2 separate regions of the Homo sapiens genome follow, and region 1 is linked to region 2. The links are chromatin loops, found by intact Hi-C in ENCODE. Cell type or tissue: PC-3. All regions are shown on one strand. Links, peaks and the distances in the headings refer to the core of each region. The heading gives the core; the rest is flanking DNA.

Region 1 (5,599 bases), core at 505-4,504, 130 kb before region 2:
TGGCATGGAGGAGGTGGCAAGATAGACAGGTGGGTGTAAATTGTGAGCAGGATCAGAAGTAGTTGGGATAAGAACTGGAAATTAGAAGACAATTTTCTTTTCTCTTTTTTTATTCACATATTTTTTACAACTTTATTTCATTTTATTTTTTTCATTCTCTTATTTTAAGTTCTGGGGTACATGTGCAGGATGTGCAGGTTTGTTACACAGGTAAATGTGTGCCATGGTGGTTTGCTGCAGCTATCAACCCATCACCTAGGTATTAAGCACAGCATGCATTAGCTATTTTTCCTGATGCTGCCCCCCCGCCAGACCCTCCTGACAGGCCCCAGTGTCAGTATTGCTCCCCTCCTTGTGTTTATGTGTTCACATTGTTCAGTTCCCACTTATAAGTGAGAACATGCAGTGTTTGGTTTTCTGTTCTTATGTTAGTTTGCTGAGGATAATGGTTCCAGCTCCATCCACGTCCCTGCAAAGGACATGATCTTGTTCCTTTTTATGGTTATATAGTATTCCATGGTGTATATGTACCACATTTTCTTTATCCAGTCTATCACTGATGGGCATTTGGGTTGATTCCATATCTTTGCCATTGCATATAGTGCTGCAATGAACATACAAGTGCATTTATCTTTGTGATAGAATAATTTATATTCCTTTGGGTATATACCCAGTAATGGGATTGCTGGGTCAATGGTATTTCTGGTTCTAGATCTTTAAGGAATTACCACACTGTCTTCCACAATGGTTGAACTAATTTAGATTTCCACCAACAGTGTAAAAGTCTTTCTATTTCTCCACAGCCTCGCCAGCATCTGTTGTTTCTTGTTTTTTTTTCAATAATCACCATCTGACTGGTGTGAGATGTTATCTCATTATTGTGGTTTTGATTTGCATTTCTCTAGTGATCAGTGATGTTGAGCTTTTTTTCATATGTTTGTTGGTTGCATAAATTAGAAGACCATTGATTAATACGGAATGACTTTAGTGCCTAGGTAGTAAATGCAAATGACCACAGACCCCATTCAGCCTATTGTTGCTTCCAGGTTAGGAGTGATTGTATTAATAACAACAGTTAACATTTTGGGAGCTGATAGGTGTCAGGCATTATACATACAAGCATTATCTCATTCAATACTCATTATAACTTTATATGGTGGGATTACAATTATTTCCACTTTAAAGATGAGGACATTTAAGCAAAGAGGTCAGGGAACTTGCCCCAGGTCACTTAGCCAGAGAGTGGTGAGCCAAGTTGTAAATCCAGGTCATCAGATGCCCAATTCAACAGCTTTCAACTGCTGAGTTCTACTGTAAATTAAGTCTGGAGTCCAGTTATGAAATAGTGCTCTCTCCCTCTAGCAGCAGCCAGCAAATCTTTGCCTCCTCAAATAAGGTTAAAAGAAGAGCACAGGCTCTTTTTTCAGGTTTCTGTCCTGCTCACTCTGTTTTTGCTGGCTTTCTGAATTTTTGAAACCTGCCTCAACCTCTTCCCTCTTCTCCTGCATGGTAGGGGGACCAACTTGTCCCATTTTGCTCAGGGCTTTCCCAGTTTTAGCACTGAAATCCCTGGTTCCAGAAAACTGCTCTGTCCAGGGAGAACAAGAACAATTGGCCACCCTGCCCTCATGCTTCATTCCAATCCCTTGCCCTTCCTTGTATTTAATTTTATCTGATTTCTTATCCTCTGACTTGCCCATGTGTTTGGCAAAACTTAGTTCTACCTACACTGCCCACTTTGAAAGTAATGTATTTCCAAAATTTTACACACAAAATGCCAAACTCTCTTAGTATTCCTATAAGTATATTTCCAAGACGATTGTGACCTCCCCAACGTATGTGTGTGTGTGTGTGTGTGTGTGTATCCATACTTTTTTTATACAGCTACAAATCCTATGTATATGCCTTGTGGTTTTCTTTTGTTCTTAATTAGCATTCTTTCCTATTGTGTCCACAGACTTATATGTATTTAATGTGTCATATGTATTGATGTTTCAATTTGCTTAACTGTTGAGAGTTTAGGCATACTATTGTGCTATTCTCTCATGGGGCAGTGGGGAGAGTACTGGCCCTAGAGGAAGAAGACCTGGTGATTAATGCCAGTTTTGCTCCTTACTAACTCTGTCCATTTTCTTGTGAGTAAGAGTAGATGGTGATAGTATTTTCCCTCTTGAACTCCCTGCAGTGTTACACAGCTCAAATGGCATCATGAGTATGAAAGCTCTGGGTCAACTCTAAGTCTAAACTATTGAAAAAGGTATTATTATCATAAAAGGTGCCACTGTGAAACACAATCAAAAAGAAGAAAATGAACATCAAGCTTGATATGGCTTGGCTCTATGTTCCCACCCAAATCTCACCTTGAATTATAATAATCCCCACATGTCAAGGGCAGGACCAGGTGGAGATAACTGAATCATGGGGACAGTTTCCCCCATGTTGTTCTCATGATAGTGAGTGAGTTCTCATGAGACCTGATGGTTTTCTAAGAGGCTTCCCCCTTCACTTGGCCCTCATTCTCTCTCCTGCCATCCTGTGAAGAGGTGCCTTCTGCCATGATTATAATTTTCCTGAGGCCTCCCCAGCCATGTGGAACTGTGAGTCAATTAAACCTCTTTTCTTTATAAATTACCCAATGTTGGGTATTTCTTCATAGCAGTGTGAGAACGAACTAATGCAAAGCTTATTACTGAAAGAAAAACATATCACTTAATACCATGGTCTGAACCCTTCCCCACATTTTTTTTCTATGTATATAGAGATATATGTTAATTTATAACAACTCAGTACACTTGCTTTGCATCTTGCTATTTCTTATGCCATTATGAATGTCTTTGCTTTTGATGCTAATAAAATGCTAACTTACATTATAATGGATAATGACTACATACAATTCTGAAGTATGAAAGTAGCATGATTTACTGTAACAATATTATAATTTGGAACATTTTGATTATTTTAATATTATTCATGCTAGAATAAATACTTTAAATTATATTCTTAATTATTTCTTTAGGAAACATTCCTAAAAGTGGAATTTTGAGGTTAAAAGTTAAAGTACATTATGTAAATCATGGTTTTTGGCAAATGTTGTCAAATTTCCCTTCTAGAAATATTGTAACAATATATATACACACCAGGAGTTTATTTCTCCATACTCTAGGTAACATTGGACATTAACATTTTTGTTTGTTTGTTTTTTTGCTTGTAAATTCAGTAGGGCAAACATGTCAATCTTGTTATTGATTTGATATCATTGCTCTTTTCATTGAAGGAGTCTTCATATTTCTGTTTGTGTTTCTCTAATGGGGAGCTATATACTATCAAAAGGTCTAAAACTCTTTTACTTTTGTTTTACTGTACTTATTTGAAAAGTATACATTTTATGTCCATCTTTCTACTGGTTATCTTGAACATTTTACCGTACCTACTCAAATACACGTTTCTAATGTGTAGAATTAATACATTTCGATCTCCCCCTGACAAGCTAAGGATTTTAGCTCACTTTTACATCCCTCTGATTTCCCTGCCCTCATGCCCCAGGTCAGCTGTTTGTTTTCTAACTATAGCTATTAAGTCTGTATAGCCCATTAGGCTAAATGAAATTCTTCCTGTCCAGGATGAAAGCCGAGCAGGAGAGACCATGCACTATGCAAATTATCTCTAAGGAGGCAACTTAAGCAAAATAAAGAAGACTTTATTGTCTCATTATCTCATGTATCCAAAGGTAGGAAGAAAGTCAGGCATCTATAGGGAATGGAACCAATAAATCAAAAACAATGGAGAACTCAGCATGCACTTCTCATCTCCCATCTCCTCTTCTTTCAGTGCATCAACTTTTTTCTGAAACTTTTCTCTGTTACTCAGTGTTACAATGCAGAAATCTCCCTTGAGACTCATGGGAATGACTAGAGTGAGACTGGAATTTCTTTATCCCACTTCCAAATTTCTAGGAAAGTGGCTATAATTGACCTATTTTGAGTCAGGTGACAACTCCCAGACAAATTGGCTACAACAAAGGGTGAGATTTGCAGGGCAGAAATTTGGCTTCCTATCTCTGTGGGATATGGCCATTTCCCAGAGAAAGACCCAGCCCAATGAGTATCAACCACAGAGTGAAACTCCCAGAAAAACAAAAGCATTAAAGCATTACAGTAAGAACCTTGGTGTGTGAATGAGATACAGAGGTCAACAAGCACAGTGATTCCTGCTTGAGTAGCTTTTTAAAAATGTACCTGCCTAGGCTATACCCAGATCTACTAAGTCAGAATGTATGTGGCAAAGAAGAGGGTGTATAATACCAACTGAATAAATTGAGGCCCATGGAAAGAAAATAATTTGCCTTGGGTCATTCAGCAACTATAGATGCAACTGGGATTAGAACCCAGGACTTTTTCCAATAAAGACCTGTCTGTGTCAACTGTGCTAAACCCATACAAGCAAGAGCCAGGGACTGGAAGAGGTAGAGGGATGCGAAGTTCACATGTGTTCTTGCAAGAGGGAAATGAAGTTGGAAAAATGCAAATGTTCTGGGGATACAAAATTGCTCCAGGAAGGAGATAAATTTTCCTATATTTTATTATGAAAATATTCTAAGCTTTAGTAGCTTTGTTGACTCTGTACAGTCATTCTCTGGGCTCATACCAGTTAGCCATGACCCAGAAAGTAGAAAAGTATGGTTGGGGCTGGGGACAGTGGTTATTGGAGTGATTTTAGAAGTTCTTCTCTTTCACTCTCTGGTATCTCTACACTACCAACCTATCAAACAATCTGTTCAGTTTTGTTATTAGACCCTAAGCACATAGAATTAATCATAATCCATGGTTCTCAAGTCACTCTTGCATTGGTCCAAGCATGGCCTTCTTTTCTTTTTTACCTTGTCGATTTTTAAACAATATATGAATTCACCACCCAACATAGACACCAGGAACTTTGGAATAACTTGCATATACTCATGTATTCCTTCTTCCTTCTTCATACCTCCTTCCATGTGATGTATTTGCCAACGTGAATTCTGTGTTTGTCATTCCTTTGCTTTTCTATGTGGTTTTATCTCATGTATATTTATTCCTAATAAGCATTTTTTAAAAATTAGTTATTTTTAACTTCATAAAAGGGTTATAATCTCTGGGCTTCCTACTTTTATTTAAAATCATATTGCTAAAGGGGAAAAGGGTAACTTCACAGTAGAGAAGGCTGGCAGACACCATTTTAATCAAGGGAGCAAAGTGAACCTCATCAGTAATGGGACAAATCAAAATCATGTGCTCGATAGGATGCAATGAAAAGAACACAGCATTGCTTCTGGGATATCCTTGGCAAAAATACGTAACTTCAATCTAATCATGAGACTCAGCAGACCAAAGTCCCACACTGAGGGACAGTCTATGAAATAACTCTTGTGTAATCTCCAAAAAATGTAAAGGTCATGAAAGTCAAAGAAAAATTGAAGAACTGCTCCAAATGAAGGAGACTAAAAGGACATGACAAGCAAATGCAAAGTGCAATTCTGAACCAGACTCTTATGCTCTGAAAGGTATTTTTGGAACAACTGACAAAACTTAAATGAAGTTTGAGAGTTACGTAGTGGTTGAATATT
Region 2 (5,599 bases), core at 1,078-5,077:
TAGCATTTCCTTCTGTGCTCTTTCATGCAATACCTCCTGGGCTCTGAAAAAACCATAAAGATTCCTTGTAAAACAAGAACGGTGACATGGCACTTCTCGCACTGTATTAAATGTTAAACCCATCCAGGGTAAAACATAGTATACATAGTATAGAGGTAGTAATTATGCTCTTCTTTGCCTTTTTTTCTTTTCATCCACCTAGTTTCTCAATCCATACTTACAAATTAATCTTGATTCCTCTTTTTCCTTGCCACTCCCATGTTTAATTTTGAATCTACTCCAATCACTTCTACTTCCAGCATATATCCTGAATTTGCATGCTTCTCTTCATCTCCTTGGTTACCATGTTAGGTCAAGCCACCATCAGCTCTAGACTAGACTATTAAGATAGCCTCCTAACTGATTTCTAGTCTATTCTTTTCAAAACATAAAGCAATGAAGGCATCCTGCTGCTGAACAGTCTTGGATAGTTCAGAATAACTGGAACCCTGTTATCTCCAGCCTCACCCATATCACCTTCCTTTTACTCCCCAGGCTTCAGCCACTCTGGATCTTTTCTGCTCTGAAAGCTCTTTAAGTGTCTTCCACCTTAAGGCCTTTGACTCCCTAGATTTTTGCATGGCTAGTTTCTTCATACGATTCAGATCTCAGCCCAAATATCCCCTCCACAGTCAGTCTTCTCTGGTTTTCCAATCTTGTCTTGTCTCCTCCAGGCACTTCCTTAGCACTTCACCCTGTTTTATTTTCTTCATTACACTTATCTCTGTCTTAATTAATCCTAATCTTTCAGTTGTTGTTTACTATTTATTACTTGTATCATCCATGGAAACTACATGAGGGCCAGGGATTTTTATCTGTCAGGTTCACCACTATATCCCAGAATCTTGAATAATGCCAGGCACATGATAGATACATGTTAAATACTTGGCTTCCTCCATCCCTTCCTTGTTTCCTTCCTTCCTTCCCTCTTTCCTTCCTTTTTTCCCAACTGCCACTGTTTTGATTCAGACCTTTATTTTCTGTTATCTAGAATTTTTGAAATACTTACACCTCGTGGAACCCTCTCTCACCTTTTCTGCACTGTACTGCCAGAAGTGCTATTCTAGAACACATCTCAACATGATGCTTTATAACTTATGAAAGAAAGAATAGCTATCTTAACATGATTTTCAAGGCCCTCTGTACTTTAATCCAACTTAACTTCTCTTTTTTTCCTAAGGACTACAATTCCCATCCCCTATCCTAACACACAAACACTCATACCAGATTACTCGTCATTCCTAAGTTCTTCTCCCTCCTGGCCTCCCTAACTTTGCTTATGCTGTCCCCTTAGGATGACCATTCCCTACCCACTACCATACTGCTCATTTCTCAAGATCTTTCTCAAATACACCCTCTTCCAAGAAAATTGTGTTACTTCTTTGAGGTGAAATGAATAGCTTCTCTGTAAGACAGGAATGGTGAAGAAATGAATAGCTTCTCTGTCAGACAGAATGATAAAGAGATTCCAAATTAATTGGTGCCTGCTTCCTGAGGAGGATTTGAGAATTCTGAGGCTGCACTCAGGTTATGGGAGAAGGAGTTCTGTGATCAATTAATCATGTCTGTTTTGAGCTTAGGAGTAGGAGTTGTGGTATACACTATTTACTATTCTTGCTCAAAGAATTTGCATTGTAAAATATAATACTTCCCCTTGGGCATGTTTCTTTCATGCTTTATATAATATTTATTGATTCACATTCTTCCTTTGCCTTTGCATTGTCAGAAACTTAAGTTTAGTCTGCATGACACAGGATTGTCAGAAACTTAAGTTTAGTCTGCATGATACAGATTGAATATATTCTTATTGGATTTGGTCTTTTCCATAATGATCTTCCAGTATGGACCAAGGGAGGCAATGGAGCTGGAAAATAGGTAAAACGGGTAGTGTTGTAAGGAATTGGCTGAAAGGTAAGTCTATCCCCTGACTCTTGGCTGAACATATGATGCTGACATGAAAGTGTGGTTTTCTCAAAAAAAAAAAACTTTGAAATCAGATGTATCTTGGTTCAAATACCAGGTTTGCCACCTCTTAGCTGCCTGAACTTTGGCAAACTCCTTAATCTCCCTGAACCTTAGTTTCCTCAACTGAAATGGGAACTACCGCACCCATCCCATAGGATATTGTGAAGATTAAGGAGAGAAAGTGTGTAAATCAACAAGCCTAGTGTGTGGTGCCTCACTGGCTCTTAATAGGTCTTAGATCCCTTCTTTTCTCACTGGTCACACTAGTGTTTGATGGCTCTCTGACCTAATGTGTAGAAGCCTGCAGTACCTCAAATGAGACAGAAAGAAAGCATGCTGGCCAGATCCCCAGACACAAAAGATGCCCAGCACAGACCCAGATAATGTTCCAGAGCTTAGACCTTCAGAGACAGAATTTGGCAATGAAGGATTACGTTTTTCTGAGTTCTGCTTCCATCCTACCAGGCACCCTTTGCTTGGCTCCTCCACCTCTCTTTTCATGACATAACTAGGCTACAAAGCGACATCAGCACATTCGATACCTCAAGGAAATTCCCCACCTGCCCATGAGTAAGGCTCACTTGAGGCTCTGGACAGCCAGGGAGGAAGGGAGGCAGTAAAAATAGCACACATGCCAATCTATTTCCTGAGTGCTCTCCTCTGGAGCTTGCGTTACCTGTGAATTAGTCATAACTCTGTCACACTTAACTTTCTGATCATAAGAATAAAGCCATTTCCATTTCCCATCTCTCTGTTGGACTTCTAATTTAAAATACATGCACACACATCCCCCCACACAAAAAAAGTCTACTCTTGAATCAGATGTTCTTATGTCTCCCATGCTTCAAACACAGGCCCTCCCTTGCCCCCACCACTCATGCATTTGCTCAAGGGAGAGGCTAAGAAAATAGGCAGCTTTTAGTGCTGATCAGCATGTATAACTAACTCTAATTCTTCGAATACTATTCCCAATGGCTTGCTGCATCGCTAAAAACTGGGGCATAAAATGTAAGTTACAGAAGGACCTCAGGGAGCCTTCATTTTACAGATGGGAATACTAAGGCCTGAAATAAAAGAGATTTTCCCTAGGTGAGACAGAAAGGCAACAACAGAGTAGATTTCTAGTCCAGTGCTTTTTTATTATCCCATATGCAAAATCACATAGGCTTCAATATATTTCCCATTTTCATCTCACACTACTTGGGAAAGGAAAATGAGTTGTTAATTGCATGTTACCAATGGCTAACATTTACTGAGCACTTGCTATAGCACCAATTGCTTTATGTGTGTTATTTTATTTGGTCATCTCCAGAACCCCAGGTGTCTTAGTTATTATCCCTATTTTATAGCTGAGAGAGTGGAAGATTAAAAAGGGTAGATAACTTGCCAAGGGTTCTGTAGCTATAAGGATAAAGTGGGATTTAAAACCAAAAAGTTTAACCAAGTAGTTTAAAGCAGTACTACCTAATCCTGCTTCCTTACTAAAAGACCTTTTCTAATGGCTTAACCTTCAGGATCTTCAGACATCTAGTAGAAACCAGATTGGTACAATGGAAAATGCACAGTGCTGGAGGTCAAGGCCAGTGAACAAGCTAGGTCAATGCAACTGGTGCATTGCCAAGGGATGTGGGGAGGTGAGAGGCTCACCTAGGCTCAGTACTGCTAGCATTGGAAACAGTGGGAAGCACAAGCCTATACCATTGCCCTTCATCTGTTCCATTGTCTGATCTACAAGAACAGACAGCTGACTACCAGAGCAGGGCTCAAGCAGTTACAGGGTTTCCTTGGTCATCAAGGATAGCTGCTATGGTTATGCCCAGGGCTATGAAAACGTCCTTACCCAAGATGCTGAGGCAACTGTTTTCTTTGATCTGGGTATTCTCTCTAAGGAAAGAAACATTTTATCCCTCCCACCCTTTCTGCACCCTGCCATTGGACCTCATCGTTGCTTCTAACTATTTCCCCTGCTTTCATTAGAAAAGAAAGAAGTTCTTCTGGATAAATATAAGGAAACAGAGTCCTGTTTTGGCCTTGACAGTGCAGACCAGTTTTGCTGGGTTAGCTGATTTAACCACTGATCAGGGAGCCTGCAATTTAATTTCATTCTGTCATTTATTTCTCTCTCCATTCTACTACTTCTCTCTGGCCCTGTTCCCCATCATCCTGAAGCAGCTGGATTGATAGAACAGTAGAATGGCCTATCAGTCCTAAGATTGCCACCTGGACACTTTGGACTCCTCCTACCTTTAAGTCAGCAGGCTAAGAAGGGAGTTACAGTGTTGGCTGGAGTGACTGACCCAGACTATTAAGATGAAATCAGTCTAATACTCCACAGTTGAGGTAAGGAAGAGTATGCATGGAATACAGGAGATCCCTTGAGGCGTCTCTTAATATTACCATGCCCTGTTGATTAAGGTCAATGGGAAATTACAACGGCTCAATCCAGGCAGAACTACAAATGACCCAGACCCTTCAGGAATGAAAGTTTGGGTCACTCTACCAGGAAAAATCCATGACGTACTGAGGTGCTTACTGAAGGCAAAGGTAATACAGAATAGGTAGTAGAAGAAGGTAGTCATCAATACCAGCTAAGACCACGTGACCAGCTGCAGAAATGAGGACTGTAATTATCATGAGTCTTTCCTCCTTCTTTTGTTAAAAAGATGTTTGTGCATGTATACAGTTGTATTAAGAAAAAATCTTCATTTTATTTCCTTTTTCCATTATCATGTGGCATAAGATTTATTGACTTCATATCAGCATTTAAGTGTTGTTAACTTTATGTGATAGCATTTGGATTGGGGATAGATGCATTTCCAATTGTGCAAAGGATAGTTGTATTATGTTAGGCATAATTATGACCTATGATTATCTTTATTTGAATATTATGTATGATCTCAGGAGATGTGTATGGGTTCAAGTTGATAAGGGGTAGACTTATTATGGTTAATAATGAGTGTCAATTTGATTGGATTGAAGGATGCAAAGTATTGATCCTGGGTGTGTCTGTGAGGGTGTTGCCAAAGGAGATTAACATTTGAGTCAGTGGGCTGGGAAAGGCAGACCCACTTCAATCTGGGTGGGCACAATTAATCAGCTGCCAGCACTGCCAGAATAAAAAGCAGGCAGCACTTTGGGAGGCCGAGACGGGCGGATCACGAGGTCAGGAGATCGAGACCATCCTGGCTAACACGGTGAAACCCCGTCTCTACTAAAAATACAAAAATTAGCCGGGCATGGTGGCGCATGCCTATAGTCCCAGCTACACGGGAGGCTGAGGCAGGAGAATGGCGTGAACCCGGGAGGCGGAGCTTGCAGTGAGTCGAGATCGCGCCACTGCACTCCAGCCTGGGCGACAGAGCGAAACTCCGACTCAAAAAAAAAAAAAAAAAAAAAAAAAAAAAAAAAAAAAAAGCAGGCAGAAGAACATGAAAAGACTAGACTGGCTTAGCCTCCCAGCCTACATCTTTCTGCCATGCTGGATGCTTCCTGCCCTCAAACGTGATTCCAAGTTCTTCAGCTTTGCGACTCGGACTGGCTTCCTTGCTCCTGAGCTTGCAGACAGCCTATTGTGGGACCTTGTGATTGTGTGAGT

What was found. A loop is a pair of places that touch in the nucleus more often than their neighbours do. Peaks named below come from ENCODE experiments on the same cell type or tissue, not always from the same donor. Only the 100,000 strongest peaks of a DNase experiment are listed, where the experiment ranks them.
Region 1: a loop joins it to region 2, with 7 times the contacts of the local background. A loop is called at or near these places in 1 of 110 quality-filtered maps.

What each region holds. Positions count from the first base shown.
Region 1 is chr11:27,894,761-27,900,359 of GRCh38, reverse strand. No RefSeq gene overlaps it. Among named protein-coding and RNA genes, the nearest start is that of MIR610, 160 kb to the left of the region's middle. In PC-3, for the core only: no CTCF peak of the experiment used is centred there; a DNase peak (open chromatin) is centred at 2,059; H3K27ac peaks cover 934 bases.
Region 2 is chr11:27,767,804-27,773,402 of GRCh38, reverse strand. No RefSeq gene overlaps it. Among named protein-coding and RNA genes, the nearest start is that of BDNF, 70 kb to the right of the region's middle. In PC-3, for the core only: no CTCF peak of the experiment used is centred there; a DNase peak (open chromatin) is centred at 2,602; H3K27ac peaks cover 690 bases.